Linked DNA regions of Homo sapiens: region 2 is linked to region 1. A link is an interaction called in ENCODE POLR2A ChIA-PET data of the cell type or tissue named here. Cell type or tissue: CD4-positive, alpha-beta T cell. All regions are shown on one strand.

Region 1 (8,000 bases):
AGCCAAGAAGGGGCCTCAGGAGAAACCAAACTTGCTGGCACCTTAATCTTGGACCTCCAGCTTCCAGAATCATGAGAAAATAAACTTTGGTTGTTGAACCCACCCAGGCTGTTTCATTTTGTTATGACAGCCCTATCATACCAAGACCAATACCTAAAAACCATGCAAGTTCACTAGATCAGGGAGAAAAAGTATAGGATGGAGGCAGAGGCCTAGGTGCAGCTCGGATGCATCCTCCTCCTTGGGCTGTGTTTCAGAGCAGTGTGACAGAGCAGGAATGTGGCCTGGCTTCAGCTACCCGCAGAAGAGCATTCTTTCATGCATTCCCACTGACCATGAGACCCACACCACTACCTCACTGACACCATACCCACTCACCCCAAGGCTTTAGTCATACAAAGAAAAGAGCCATTCTATATTGTTCTTCGGTGCTCTCATAATGTTTAACCATGCTTTTTACTTAAAGAATTCCAGGAACTGGACTGAAGAGATCCAAAATATGGAACCAAGGTTGCGGAGTGTCCCACCTCAGGAAGGAATGCTGAACAACTGATTTATAGCCTTGTTGTTGCCGGCTAGACCACCAGGTGGCCCATGACTCAAGATAATCATCACAACCAGATACATTGACTTGCATACCCTAACCCTCACATGCGTTGCCCAGCCCAGCCTGCATACCCTACCCTGATATCAATTCCTGTACTTCGCCTAATAAAAAAAATCCCAACTGGGGACGGACACGGTGGTTCATGCCTGTAATCCCAGCACTTTGGGAGGCTGAGGCGGGTGGATGGCTTGACCTCAGGAGTTTGAGACCAGCCTGGGCAACATGGAGGAAACCCCATCTCTACTAAAAATACATAACTTAGCTGGGCATGGTGGCACATGCCTGTAGCCCCAGCTACTTGGGAGGGTGAGGTGGGAGGATCACCTGGGTCCAGGAGGTAGAGGCTGCAGTGAGCCGTGATCGTGCCACTGCACTCTAGCCTGGGCAACACAGAGCAAGACCCTGTGTCAATTAAAAAAAAAAAAAAATCCCAATCGGCTGTTTTCAGAGGGTCAGTCAGGGAATTCTCTCTCTCTCTACCTTATGCCCTGGCGTAAGCGCCAATGAAGCCTTGTCTGGGAAGACTCTTTTCGCCTCATTTCTATTGCACCAAAAGCCCAAGAACCCATGGTCAGTAACAGCAAGGTCAAGGTGGGACAAATCTCCTAAACCCTGATAACTGGCAGTCTGCCTGCCCTGAAGTCCTGAAGCTGAAGTAGTCTACAAGTACACGGAGCAGGTGTGAGTAGCTGGTCTGAAAATGTATGACTCCAGGTCATAGTCTGGGAGTGATCAACTCCTTTTATCAGCTTACTTTCTTGTTTCACCTCTTACCCAAAAAGTAATCTGATTACTGGTTCTAATTAATGTATATGTCATGGCTGTTGTTCCAGAAAAGACAAGACCTTGGGGGTGAATGGACTATGGCAAAGTGAGGTCGCTGTTAGCAGACTCCCAAAGGTTTGACGAAATTACACAGACCATCTGGCTCAGTGCTGCCTTTGGCTGGGAATTCACTGGTCTCTAGGTTCTGCCTGGGTGCCTTGGTCTTCCCGGAGTGTAGGGTGGACAGAACCACTCCCCTGGGGCCAAGAGAGAAGGAGTGGGCTCACAAATGCTCACTGCTGCTAAGGTGCCCAGCTGCCCCGGATCAATTAAGTTTAAACAGCAGCTATGTCACTGGGGCTGGGGTGGAGGGAAGAATCAAAGTGAGGAAGGAGGGTGTTTCTAAGATATTGGCAGGCCAATGTCTGGAGGGCCTGGGAGGGGCAACGTGCTCTAGGAGACAGAGCTGAAAGGCCTTTACTTTCCCAAGGATGGCAGGGTGGGAGGGTTTAGCTCATTCAAATGCAAAAGCCTTTCAGTATTTACTGCCACTCCTCCCAGCTCCAACATAAAGGCCTATAGGTTCTCTTCACATCTTTCCATTCACTTGGGCTGTGGGGGTGATTGACACAGCTGGGGGCAGCCCCCATAATCATTCCTAGCTGAGATGCATACAAACCAACACACACCTCAAGCTTGACACCTTACGAAGGTGGGCCGAAAGTCCTCCCGGTCCCAACCAGACATACGGAGGAGGCACGGGGAAGTGGAACAGAGGCCCCACACACAGGGGCAGATTTGAATCAAATTAGAACAAAGAGTCCCTTAGCATCGTGTCATAGCCAGTTAGCCCAGAGCAAATGGGGGCATGAGGAGGCGAAGGTCCGATGGATCATGTCCGAGCCCGAGTTTTAGCTTCTCAGCTCCCCTGTATGAGCCAGGCCCCAAAGCCAGGCTTTTCCTACTAGGACCAAAGGGCTGGACTTGGCCCCCACCAGCTCAGTGGGGCCAGTGTGAGAAAGCACAGGACAGACTCTAAACGTCAAAGGCCTAAAGCAAGGAAGCCTCATCATTATTCTCTGCAAGGTTAAAGGAGACAGGGCACTTCTTTTTTTATTTTTGAGACGGAGTTTCGCTCTTGTTGCCCAGGCTGGAGTGCAATGGCGCGCTCTCGGCTCACAGCAACCTCCGCCTCCTGGGTTCAAACAATTCTCCTGCCTCAGCCTCCCGAGTAGCTGGGATTACAGGCATGTGCCACCATGCCCAGCTAATTTTTGTATTTTTCGTAGAGACGGGGTTTCTCCATGTTGGTCAGGCTGGTCTCGAACTCCCGACCTCAGGTGATCCGCCCGCCTCAGCCTCCCAAAGTGCTGGGATTACAGGCATGAGCCACCGCGCCCAGCAAAAAAAAGCATTCATATGAATGAGAGAAACATGGAGGAGAAAAGAAAGCCTCTCTTGGCAGCACTCAGCAGTTAGAACTATGTCAAGCCTCATCCTAATGGTCACATTTACCACCTTGGAAATTTCCGTTTTCACTGTCCGTTCTCATTCATGTGATGCTGGGGGTGGGGTTGGACCCATCTGTGTGGGACTCAAGGTCTTGGATCTAAGCAGACCCGCTCCTCAGAAGGCCTTCCGTGAGGCCTAAATGATGTTTGTCGTCTTCTCCTTCTTTTGCGATTTGTTTAGTTTAAAATATTTAACCCGAGGCACAATGAAGTGTCTCATTTACAAGGTTCTCCCGGACCATTAGACTGGGACTCCACATTCATTATGCTGATGAACGCGCTACTTACTCATGCAAATTCCAAGAGCGGCAGACTCAGAGATGGGAGGTGCTCAAGGTACGATATCAAGGGCTGATTTAATTACACAGCCATTCAGTGGGACAAGCACGGCAATTTTTAGCCAACTGTTCTAGTAAATATTACGGGAAACCCTTTTATAGAGTGCTAATTCCGGCTTAGTGTTTTCGCTAAGCTTTAGTTCTTACTCAAACATGCACACGGGCCCCCAAAGATGCTACCACCAGGCCAGAAAATCACACAGATAAAGCATGAGCCCATATGCCATCTTGCAGTCAATCATCCTTTTAAAAATGTTATAAATGTCTGCATATCACTGTCATTTAGGTGGGGACAAACTAAGGTCCAGTAACTTCCCTGTGTCTGTTCTTCCTCCGTCCCCCTCCCCCGTGACTCTGAGTCCTGCAGACCAGCCCTTGGGCATGTTTTGGGTCACCAAATGCCACTGCTCCCAGGAGTTTGACAAAACAACCGCTGTAAACTCATTTCAGACGTTTGAAACAATACCCAATCACTGCATCCACCCTCGAGGAGCGCCCCAGAGGAAATGGCATCATTACTTTCATTTTACTCCGTTTGTGAACGACTAAAGGAAAACAACACGTCCTAGGACTCTCGGGAACGTTATTAAGTGACCCCTAAGAAATTAATCATCAAGAGCTAAAATAACCCTCTGCTGCACATACACCGCCGTTTCTCTAAGTGGAGAAACAAATTTCACTTTCCACAGTTGGAACAGAAACTCTTATGCATCCCCGTTTCTTCAAAAAAAAGTCTATAAATAACCTAGGATCAGCAAAATTATGCAAAACATCCTGCTAGAAGAAGAAATGTAAACTAAAACCACTTACAGAGAGACTCAGGCTGCCAACTTAATCTGATGCTACGACGACTGTAAACATGTTGTACTTTTGGAACCTGAAGCGATCCACATTAGCACGGATGTCAGTAAAAAAAAAAAAAAGAAAAAAAAAAAGAGAGAGAGAGAGAAAGAAAAAGGAGGGAAAAAAATCGCAACGACTAAACAACAACAAAAGCCCAGCCCCAAACAGAGCAACGTGATACGGTATTCTGCACGGTGCACAGCCCGACGGCTGACCAGCTGCAGTCAATACCAGCTATCCGCGCTTGCACACGCCAACTGTTTTGACTACACGCACTTGTTAAACACGGAGTTTCAGGTCCTACCAGTTGGACACCAGAAGTTCATAGAACTGACCCAGTGCCAAGAACAACAAGCACAGAAAGCGAACCGGCTGCCTCGTGCGGGTGTTTTTGTTAACTGTTTATGCAAGCCCCAAAGCAATTGGGTAACAATTACGAATAAAAAAGAACTTAAATTACAAAAGCAAAAGATTACCACCTTGAAGGAAATGTAGATATTGGCAGCTGAAGGACAGACGTCATGCTACTTTATTGGTGGGGTGGGTGGGTAGTTTTCAGAGAGAACTGGTTGGGGGAGGGGGAGGTGTCACATGACACACTGCGGTTATTAGCAGAAGGAACTGGGTGCTTCCTCGAAGCATCTTTTAGAGATTGACTTAGATTTTGCAAATGTGGAGGCTTTGCTGCACATGTGGGGGTGATGGCAGGAGCACTAGAATTTGTCAGTTGGTAAATCCCATAGGAGAAGAAAGGGACATGCTGGATGAATTTCTTTCTTTCCTTCCTTCCTTCCTTCCTTCCTTCCTTCCTTCCTTCCTTCCTTCCTTCCTTCCTCCCTCCCTCCCTCCCTCCCTTCCTTCCTTCTTTTTTTGAGATGGAGTCTGGCTCTGTCACCCAGGCTGGAGTGCAATGGCGCTATCTTGGCTCACTGCAACCTCTGCCTCCTGGGTTCAAGCAATTCTCCTGCCACAGCCTCCTAAGTAGCTGGGATTACAGGCATGCACCACTACGCCTGGCTAGTTTTTGTATTTTTGGTAGAGATGGAGTTTTGCCATGTTGGCCAGGCTGGTCTCGAACTCCTGACCTCAAGCGATCAACCCGTCTCAGCCTCCCAGAGTGCTGGGATTACAGGTATGAGCCACCGCACCCAGCTCTTTCTTTTTTAGAGACCTTTTGCTCTGCCACCCAGGCTGAAGTGCAGTGGTGCCATCAGAGCTCACTGCATCCTTGAATTCCTGGGCTCAAGCGATCCTCCCGATTCAGCCTCCTAAGGAGCCGCACCACTGCCCTTGGCTAATTTTTAAATCTTTTGTAGACACGGAGTCTTGCCACCAGGCTGGTCTCAAACTCCTGGCCTCAAGCGATCCTCCTGCTTTGGCCTTCCAAAGCACTGGGATTACAAGCATGAGCCGTCATGCCCAGCAGAAACACTTCTTAAATTGCTTATTTTAACAGGCTTTTCCATTTTTCCCAGAGTGCATCAAGCAGTATCTCACTGTAGGACCAAGAGAATTAACCAAATAAAATTTTAGTTACCTGAGGAGTTCAGAAAACAATTCCAAGAGAACCTGGGTGTGGACGTAAGAGTGAGAAATTTTTTTTGTTTTTGTTTTAAATAGAGACAAGGTTTCTCTCTTGCCCAGGCTGGAGTGCAGTGGTGCCATCATAGCTCACTGCAGCCTTGAACTCCTGGGCTCAAGGAATCCTTCTGCCTCAGCCTCCCAAGTAGCTGGGACTATAGGTGTCTGCCACCATGCCTGGCTAATTTTTAAAGTTTTTGTAGAGACAGAATCTCACTATGTTGCCCAAGCTAGTCCTGAACTCCTGGCCTCAGGCAGTCCTCCCGCTTGGGCCTCCAAAGTGCTGGGGTTACAGGCTTGAGCTACTGTGTCTGACCGAGTGAGAAATTTTAAATTGCTGGGTGGACTTAAATCTAATGCCCCATCCATCCATCCATCCATCCATCCATCCATCCATCCATCCATCCATCTAATTTGAAGAATAAAATGTCACCCCCTTCCCACTCCACAGGTTTTGGGGAAAGTAATGAGTAAGTAGAAACAGGCTGTTTGGAAAAGCCACTGTGACTGTGGGCCAGCTTCACCTTTGTTTTGGAGAGCAAAGGTTGCTCTTCTGGTTACGGGGCCACCAGCGCCATGGTGGTGAACAGGAACCCACATAGTGGCTTTCTCTTTCCCCTCAAAGTAACCCACATTTTATTACCAACTATATATAGAAATTGTTTCACTGGGATCTGAAATGGAGCCACCCTGGAGTGAAATGCAGCAGTTGCCTGATACATCACAGGAGAAGAGCAAAGGCAACTTAGCACATCCAAGACCAAGGAAGGAGCAGGGGAGGAAGAAGTCGGGAGCAAGAAGTCTGGGGTGGGGAAAGGAGGAGGGTGGAAGGGATGCAGCAAGAGAGAAGTTTCAGGTCCTGAGGGAGAAGTGAGCCTTTTTTTTTTTTTTTAAGGCAGAGTCTCGCTCTGTTGCCTAGGCTGGAGTGCAGTGGTGCCATCTTGGCTCACTGCAACCTCCGCCTCCCGGGTTCAAGCAATTCTCCTGCCTCAGCCTCCCCAGTATCTGGGTCTACAGGCACATGCCACTGCACCTGGCTAATTTTTATATTTTTAGTAGAGATGGTTTCACCATGTTGGCCAGGCTGGTCTCGATCTCCTGATCTCAGGCAATCCACCTGCCTTGGCCTCCCAAAGTGCTGGGAGTACAGGTGTGAGCCACTGCACCTGGCTGAGAAGTGAGTCTTCAATCAGCCCTGTCCTTGGGGTCAGCAACTGTTAAAGTAGCCCCAGGATTTCTGTGGGTTAAAACCCCACAGTTTATGTCTCTTTCATGCACATTACATTATTTGATCCTGTGAGGTGGGAAGGGCGGCTATTATTACCCCCATTATGAAGGAGGGAAACAGGGTTCAGAGAAACCTGTGACTTTCCCAAGTTACACACCCAGGAAAGCTTTCTGATGTCCAATCCTGGGTCTCAGCCTCATGGCCGATAATGTACGCTGGTGTGCAGCTTCATTATTCACAAAGCAGCTTAAAAGGGGCAGACTTTATTATTCCCATTTTCACAGACAAGTAAACTGGGATTTGGAGAGGCTATGTGATTTGGCCAGGGCCACACTGCAAACCACAAACAGCCCTAGGTCTTCCAACTCCTGGCCCGGCCCTCCTTGCTTCCCTCTATGGCGCTTCCAGAGAAAACAATGATAAAACTAAAAAGGCCAATGGAGTTGTTTGACTCTAAAAGCACAACCTCAGCCAGGCACGGTGGCTCACACCTGTAATCCCAGCACTTTGGAAGGCTGAGGCGGTGGATTGCCTGAGGTCAGGAGTTCGAAACCAGCCCAGCCAACATGCTGAAACCTGTCTCTCCAAAAAATACAAAAATTAGTTGGGCGTGGTGGCCGGTGCCTGTAGTCCCAGCTACTCAGGAGGCTGAGGCAGGAGAATTGCTTGAATCTGGGAGGCGGAGGTTGCAGTGAGCCGAGATCACACCATTGCATCTCTACTAAAAATACAAAAATTAGCCGGGCGTGGTGGCCGGTGCCTGTAGTCCCAGCTACTCGGGAGGCTGAGGCAGGAGAATTGCTTGAATCCAGGAGGCAGAGGTTGCAGTGAGCCGAGATCACACCACTGCGCTCCAGCCTGGGTGACAGAGCAAGACTCCGTCTCAAAATAAATAAACATTAAATAAAATAAAAGCACAACATCGCCCTCAATTTTCTCAACATTCCCTGTCTTCATGGCTTTTCTAGTGTTTCATAGTGAATGTGCCTAACACAGAAGGGTTCCTTTCCACAGTGTGGGGGGAGCTTCGGACATCTGCACTCCAGAGCTACTATTTCAATGGAAAACAATCGTCTTGATCCAGTTTGCACCCCATCCTTTGATTTGATCAGTTCACCTAAATGCCA
Region 2 (8,000 bases), 160 kb after region 1:
GGAGGCTGAGGTGGGAGGATCACCTGAGGTCAGAAGTTTGAGACCAGCCTGGCCAACATGGTGAAACCCTGTCTCTACCAAAAATACAAAAATTAGCCGGGCATCGTGGCGGGTGCCTGTAATCCCAGCTACTCAGGAGGCTGAGGCAGGAGGATTGCTTGAACCTGGGAGGCGGAGGTTGCAGTGAGCCAAGATTGCACCAGTGCATTCCAGCCTGTGTGACAGAGCAAAACTCTGTCTCAAAAAAAAAAAAAAAAAAAAAAAAAAAATCAGTTCAGTTGTATTTCTACACACTAGCAATGGACAATCAGTAAAATTAGGAAGACAATTTCATTTACAATAATATCAAAAATAAAATACTTACCAATAAGTTTAGCCAAAGAGATGTAAGACTTGTACATGGAAACTATAAATACAGTTGACAGAAATTAAGATCTAAGTAAATACAAAGCCTTCCCATGTTCATGCGTTGGAAGACCTAATGTTGCTAAGATGGTTTGCATTCTCTAAACTGATCTACAGATTCAACGTAATCTTTGTAAGTACCCAGTCTTTTTTTTTTTTTTTTGAAGAAATTGACAAAGTAATCCTAAAATTCATATGGAAATTCAAGAAGTTCCTATTGTTTAAAGCCAAAACAATTTTGAAAAAGAACAAAGTTGGAAGACTCATACTTTCCAGTTTCAAAACTTTCTATGAAGCCACAGTATCCAAGATAGTGTGTTACTGGCATTAGGATATATAGATCAATGGAACAGAACTGAGAGTCTAGAAATAAACTCATATTTATGGTCAACTGATCTTCATCAAGAGTTCCAAGACAATTCAATGGAACAAAGAATAGTCTCTTTCAAAAAATGATGCTGAGACAACTGGATAGCCACATGAAAAAGAATTTTGGCCCCTACTTCACACCATGTACAAAAACATACCTCGAAAGACACCATAGATCTAATGTAGGAGCTAAAACTACAAAACTCCTAGAAGAAAACATAGGAGCAAATCTTGTGACCTGAAATTAGACAATGGTTTCTTAGATATAACACCAAAAGTGTAAGCAATAAAAGAAATATTTGATAAACAGGACATCATCAAAATTAAAAGCTTTTGTGCTTCAAAGGACATCATCAAGAAAGCAAAAAAGACAACCCACAGAAGGGAAAAATATTTGCAAATTATATCTGATAAGAAATATATAATTTCTTATACATATCCAGAATAAATAAAGAATTCTTAAAACTTAAAGAGAAATAATCTAATAGCTATTAGGGATGCTAAGGTGGGAGGATCGCTTGAGCCTAGGAGATTGAAGCCACCGTCGGCAACACAGCGAGACCCTGTCTCTAAAAGAAATAAAATTTGTAAAAATGGCCAATAGGTGCCATCAAGCACATTAAAAGATGGTCAACATCATGTAGTCATCAGGAAAATGCAAATCAAAACCACAATGAAATACCACTTAAAACCCACTAAGATGGCCATGATAAAAAAGACTGATAATAACAAATGTTGGTAAGGATATAGAGAAATTAGAACCCTCATACATTGTTGGTGGGAATTTAAAATGGTGCGGCTGCTTTAGAAAACAGTTTCACAGTTCTTCAAAAAATTAAGCATGGAGTTACCATATGATTCAGCAATTTCACTCCTAGGTATATACCCAAGAGAAAACATATGTCCACAAAAACTTATACACATGCTCACAGCAGCACAATTCAAAATAGCCAGAAGGTAAAAATAATCCAAATGTCCATCAACTGGTAAATGAATAGACAGAATGTAGCATATCCTACAGTGGAATACTGTTCAGCTACAAAAAGGAATGAGGTATTGATACCTGCTACCACATGAATGAACCCTGAAACATTATGCTAAGTGAAAGAAGCCACACATAAAAGGCCACATATTATATAATTCCATTTATACGAAATGTTCAGAACTGGGCAATCCATAGAGACAGAAAGTTGATTCGTAGTTGCCAGGGACTGAGGGGAGGAGGGAATGGTCAGCAACTGCTAATGGGTACAAGGTTTCTTTCGGGACTAACAGATATGTTCTGGAATGAGATAGTGGTGTTGGTTGTACCACTTGTGAATATATTAATACCAAAAACAACTTTAAAGGAGTGAATTTTGTGGCATATGAATTATATCTTAATGGCAATTATTAAAACACATACATAAAGTGTGTCACAGGGTGAGCCAAGCGTCACAGAGAAGAGACTACATGGGAGGCGTGTTCCCTGAAAAGGCACCTCTGAAGACCAGTTACCATGTGCACTCCAACTCACTTCTTGGCTTGATGGGTGAGAACATTGGGAGTTGGCCACTAGATTAAGGACTGGATGGATCTAGTTTTAACTTTTGATCCTGAAATTTGAGAGAGAAATCATATCCTGGTATCTTTTGGGCTTCTTTATCAGTAGCAAAACAGTCAGACAGGACCTCTAGCAACAAGGAGAAAGCATGCAGGCTGGAAGCCTAGAGAACAGGTCCAGCTGAGAAATAATGTACAGCAGCAAGGGCAGGTAAAATCAGGGCAGGGTTGACTCTTCTAGAGCCAACCAACAGGTCCAGATGTGGATGGTGCTAAGGAAGACCTAAACTGTAAAACTATTGTTTACCCCAAGAACAAGAGCTCAGGACAGTAGAAAGTACATGGGTGGTAGAGATGAACAGATCCAGGTTCAAATCCTGGCTCTGCCACTTATTAGCTGTGTGATCTTAAAAGAGCTTCTTAATTTTTCTCTGCCCCAGTTTACTCGGCTCTTTGCAGGGTGATAAGACTGAAAGGCTAATATATATGAAAAGTGCCTGGCATATAATAGTTGTTCAGTAAATGGTAGTTTTTATTATTAGTACTGTCTTGTCAGCATAACTATTCATACGAAATGGCCCCTGCCAGCATTCAGTAACACCTGCCATGTGGTTTGAGAATTATCTGGAAATTTCTATTTTCCTAGCTACTTTGGTCCTATAGGCAAGATTGGATAGAAAATGTTTGAGCATTAAGATTTCCTAAAACTCATGTGATCCAAATATGACAGACATGGGTAAGTTAGCCTTAATCTATAGAGGGCTCTTAGAAAACAATGGGAAAAAAGATTAATAGGCCAATGGAAAATTAAGCAAAAACCATGAAAAAGCAACTCATATAAGAACATACACAAAGCTAACGAAATGTTCAACCTTATTAGTAATCATAAGAATGAAAACTAAAATAAGATAACATTTGAACTTATTAAATCATCAAATATCTGACAATCTTTGGTGAGATATTGGCCAGAGTTGGGAAAACAGCCACTCTCATACACTCCTGATGGGAGTATTAATTGGAACAATATTTCTAGAGGGCAATTTAGCAATGAGTATCAAAAGCCTCAAAAACAGCACACTCTTAGACTCAGCATTCCACTTCTAAGAATTTATGCTTTAGAAATAATCATGAATGTGTGCAAAAATTTAGCTACAAGGATATTCATTTGATTGCAATATTATTTTTAATAATGAGAACCTGAAAACAACCAATATATCCAATGACAGGGAATTAGTTAAATAAATTATGAAATACATTTACAATGGAATACTTAATAACTAGGAAAGGTACTCACCATAATCAACATAATACAAAATTATCCCATTTTTGTAAGTTACAGGAAACAAACAAAAGGTCAGCACTGGTTAATTCCAGATGACAGGGGTATAGGCTAGCTTTTTTCTTCTTTTGTTGATGTGCATCTTCTACAGTGATCACATATCACTTTTGCATGAAGAAAAAGCATCATTAAATAAATCTACTCATGGAGGTCCAGGCCCTCCATGATTGCAGCTCCGTGCACCCAGCCTAGAGCATGCTGCTCCTCGGCCCAGTGACTATTCTTCTAGCCTCCAGTTCCCTCAGCCTGCCAGCCCAGAGTGTGTTCTCAGGGCTGGGTCACTGCTTTCTGCTCCTCTCTGGGCCCTCTCCCTGCACTGCATGGCTCTAGACTCAGGTCTGCCACTAGCTATCACCCCAGTGGATCACTTGGTCTCCTCACCTCCATTCCTCCACCTGCAAGTCCCATGACCTAAGGCTTATCCTCCACTCCTAACCCCACGACACAGCAGTCTGAAAATAAAACTGCTCCACTGAATTTGACCATTATTGCACCATTATCACCACCCTATTATTAGTCCATCAGAGGGGACAGGCCATCACCACTGGCCTGAGAGGAGATGGACAATCTCAACAGGGCTTGGAGGTGTGATTTCACTTCCCTGCCAAGGAGGTGGCAGAAGGCTGGTCACCACACCAGGGCGTCACTCCTTGACAACACCACAACTGCCCAGAGTCCGTCCCTACGTAGTGATATGCAGGTGGGGAGGGCTCTGGCAAGAAGTTAGTGTAACCAGATCCCTTCTGACAGACCTGAGATGCGCAGGAATTCTTAAGGGCAAGAGGGTCAAGCCTGGTTTTCTCCCTGAATCTCCACCCAAACACCAAAACACCAGGGCTGGGCCCCCGCTAGAAGATGTGCTGCTCATGGGTCATGCAGGCTGTACTGAAAGACAACAAGTCACAGGAAGCTGCCTCTCTTACAGGGTGGTGCCGTCCTGTGGTTTCCCACCCTCTTGGAGGTGTAGCCATTGTTTGCTTGGTTTCATGACACCTCTTCTCCTCCTGAAAGTGCTGTATGTTGATTTTCCTTCTAAGTGAAGTGAACACAAATGATTCACCAGGGGCCCTGAGGTCACTGGGGCTCCCTGAGGATGTTCAGGCCCCTGAATGACAATGGGTGCTCTGAAGTCTGGGCCACTTCCTTCCCTCCTGCTTCCCATCTGAACTTAGAGGCAGATTAAGCCCCAGCTGCTCTCAGCTCTTTAAACAGAGTTGCCCTGATGGGCTGGCAAGTTCACACATACCTGCACCTTCTGAGGCTACCACAAGAGCTTTCTGTGACTCTTCAAATTTCATGCTTTATCTTAAAAATTAATGCAAATTTTCCTTGATACTCTATTTTTGCCCTACTGTATTTTATTAATTCTAAGCTGCACTCACCCCCACTTCCATTGTAACATCTTTAAAATCAGGATGTCTTAGAATCCACAGTGGCTGTAGTTTAATTGGCAGTGCTTTTTCTCAGTGTTACATAAAATAACAATGTATTTTCTGATAAATGGCATCTTAGAGTTGATGAAATATAATGATAAAAAAATACTTTCCTGTAGAATTAGAGTTGAACTGACATTCTGAAAGATGTGCCACCACGTTTGCACACTCCTGGCTCCCTGCCTAGGGCCCTGGTTTAAGGACCATTTCCAGATGTCATTTCCTCATGCCTGTCATGCCCCATGGCATCGGGAATACAGCCTTCACCAGCACACTGTTCCCACAGGAGAGGACCATGAGGAAGCTCATCCTGAAGGACACCCCCTAGTCCTCTGTTCCAGGGGCTACTCAATGGCAACCAAAGGAAATGTTCACTGCGCATTTCCCATGGGCCATGCATTGAGCTAAATGCTGTGTGTTCACTTCCTTCAACTTTGCCAACAACCCTATGAGCTACCTGTGATATCCCATTAAGCAGATGGGAAAAATAAGGCTGTGAGAGGTTATAGGACTTTCCTCTGTGCTGAACCCAGATCTCTCTGACTTAAGAGGCCTAGCACTGATCCCTGTGCCTCCTGAAGAACGAGCACAGAGCGAGCATGGGCTTCTGCTGCAAGACACTGTGGTGTCTCCTTCTGCACAGAAGGGGTACCCATGCTCCATATGGCCTGCCTGTTTGGAAAGTGATCCTCACTTGCCTGCAAGAGAGTCCCTCTCAGGAGCTCCCGGTTTCCCATCTCCCCAGACTCTGCAAATGCCCTCAGTGGGGGCCCTGGTGTGTAGGCTGAGCTGGAGGACAAGATACAGACAGATCTCAGAGATAATGAAAGTCAATATCAAAAGGGGCAGAAAGCCATCTCTGCCCCCAGGATATGTCACTTCAGTTCTTATTCCTTCCTGCTGCCCCGCTTCCTTATAACTTACCTCTTCACCTAGACACTTCCAAACTCAACTTCCCACAACACCTCCCTCCCCTTGCTCTCAAATTCTGGCTCGTTTTTTATGTGTATCCCACAATGATTTACAACCCTGAAACTAACCCAGGGAAACCACTGGATTTCTCAGACCTGCCCTCTCCTCCAGGCAATAATACCAGCTACCATTTTTCTGACCATCTATAGGATGGCAGCTGGTGACTTATCCCTAATCTTCCTAGGTCTGGTCCTGTTGTCCAAATGAGCAAGCAGAGGAACAGAGAGGCAAGGTAGCTAGCCTAAAGTCACACAGCAAGCAAGCAGCAGGGCCAAGAAGTTAGCTAAGGTCTGACTGCAAAGCTACGCCTTTCCCCCTGCACCATCGAGTTCCTCGACGATCAACTATACGCAGAGATGGGACTGAAAGGTGGCTTCTCCAGCTAGCATACATATTACCAGTCTTTCTCTGTATCTCTGTCAGTCTATCTCCCAGTAAAAATCCAAACACCAATCATGTCAATAGGGCTAGATTTGCAAGTGGCTGTCCCCAGCCCTTTACCCCAAACAGGGAGGACTCTTCCTCAGGAGATTTGCATGTATCACAAACCCTAACACCAAAATGCAACTTTTAAAGCAGCAAGCTTATTCCTCACGTGTTTCCATCCCCCTCCCATGTGGCTCACCCCCTTGTTATTTCTGGGCACAGGTGTGTCTCCCCCACAAGCTGTAAATTTCTTTAAACATTTTGTTGTTGTTGTTGTTGTTGAAAGGGCGAAGAAGTCCACAGGAAAGGAAAAGGAAAAACCACAGAACCATCCCCAGGAGAAATGTGCACACACAAAACACGCCCTCACACCTCTGCAATTCTTCATGCAACAGGAGAGCTTCACAGGGCACAAGTGAAGAATCACGATTCTGTTTCCCTCTTGCACCCTCTATTCTGTGTCTGTACACAGTAAGTGCTGAATAATTTTATGAAGGATCAATGCCACTACTTCTCTCTCCTCCTCCTTCCACCACCATCTTTGGTCAGAAAGAATGTAGCTGTTTACTTTATCACACTTTCTATGAGGCGCTTCCCTGGCTCTCAGATTTCTAAGTTCTCTGTACCATCCTCCCTCTGTGAAGTTCCATCACCTTCCTGTTCTATGTCGTCCATACCCTGTTCCCAGAGGCTTGCCCCTGCCTCTCTCTAGTCCCCCATGAATTTTGCCAGTTCTTTATTGACAGGCAGCCCTATACTACTGGCAGGGACCTTACAGTCCTCCCCTCATCTCACAGATGGAGATCACCAGGACTTGCTCTGTAATTGCACAAGGTTGCCCTGTTTTCTGACAGAGGGAGACCCAATCCCAGGAATCTTGACCCAGTTAGTTCAGCCTTCCTAACCCTCCCTATACAACCTCTGCCCAGCAATCTGCTGCCTCCTCCCTGGAAAGCAAAAGCACTAGTGGCCTTGTGTGATCCTGGCCTCTCAGATTTTCAGCTCTGGCAGGACTCTTCCAGACCATGAAGCAAGGACCTTTGTGCAAGCTAGAAAAAGGCACCCTCTCTGGTCAGATGCAGCACAGGGGGCGCACAGTTTGGCAAGCAGAGTGCCAGCTTGATCTGACCCCTCGGCCAGCAATCCTGCACAGGGCCCTTCCGCACACACATTCCTGTCAGCTCTGATGGAGAGGTGCACCTCGGCTGGCTTATCTCGGAAGGACTGAAGCATCATCCCAGTCACATCAGTTCTCTCCAGGTCTCTGTTTGACCCGCTCACAGATAGAAACAGGTATACATTTGACCCACTCACAGATGGAAACAGGTATACCCGCATTCACAGCAGCATTATTCACAATGCCCAAATGATTGGATAAATAAAATGTCAAATATACATACGATGAGATATTATTTAACCTTTGAAAGGAAGGAAATTCTGGTACATGCTACAACATCGATTAACCTTGGAAACATTACGCTCAGTGAAAGAAACGAGTCGCAAAAGGACACACA

Evidence for each region. ChIA-PET counts read pairs that join two places held together with the same protein. Peaks named below come from ENCODE experiments on the same cell type or tissue, not always from the same donor. Only the 100,000 strongest peaks of a DNase experiment are listed, where the experiment ranks them.
Region 2: POLR2A ChIA-PET joins it to region 1 with 17 read pairs; 4 of 35 experiments call an interaction of 5 or more read pairs at or near these places.

Annotation. Positions count from the first base shown.
Region 1 is chr7:105,687,529-105,695,528 of GRCh38, forward strand. All of the region lies in intron 3 of ATXN7L1 (ataxin 7 like 1), which reads right to left. Among named protein-coding and RNA genes, the nearest start is that of EFCAB10, 110 kb to the left of the region's middle. RefSeq lists enhancers at 1,046-1,721, 1,722-2,397, 2,398-3,073, 3,074-3,749, 3,750-4,425 and 1 more. In CD4-positive, alpha-beta T cell, CTCF peaks have their summits at 640 and 860; DNase peaks (open chromatin) are centred at 3,703 and 4,643; H3K4me3 peaks cover 1,944 bases; H3K27ac peaks cover 1,454 bases.
Region 2 is chr7:105,844,964-105,852,963 of GRCh38, forward strand. The region is part of intron 2 of ATXN7L1 (ataxin 7 like 1); the gene reads right to left. Among named protein-coding and RNA genes, the nearest start is that of ATXN7L1, 28 kb to the right of the region's middle. In CD4-positive, alpha-beta T cell, no CTCF peak of the experiment used is centred here; a DNase peak (open chromatin) is centred at 4,688; H3K4me3 peaks cover 898 bases; H3K27ac peaks cover 2,558 bases.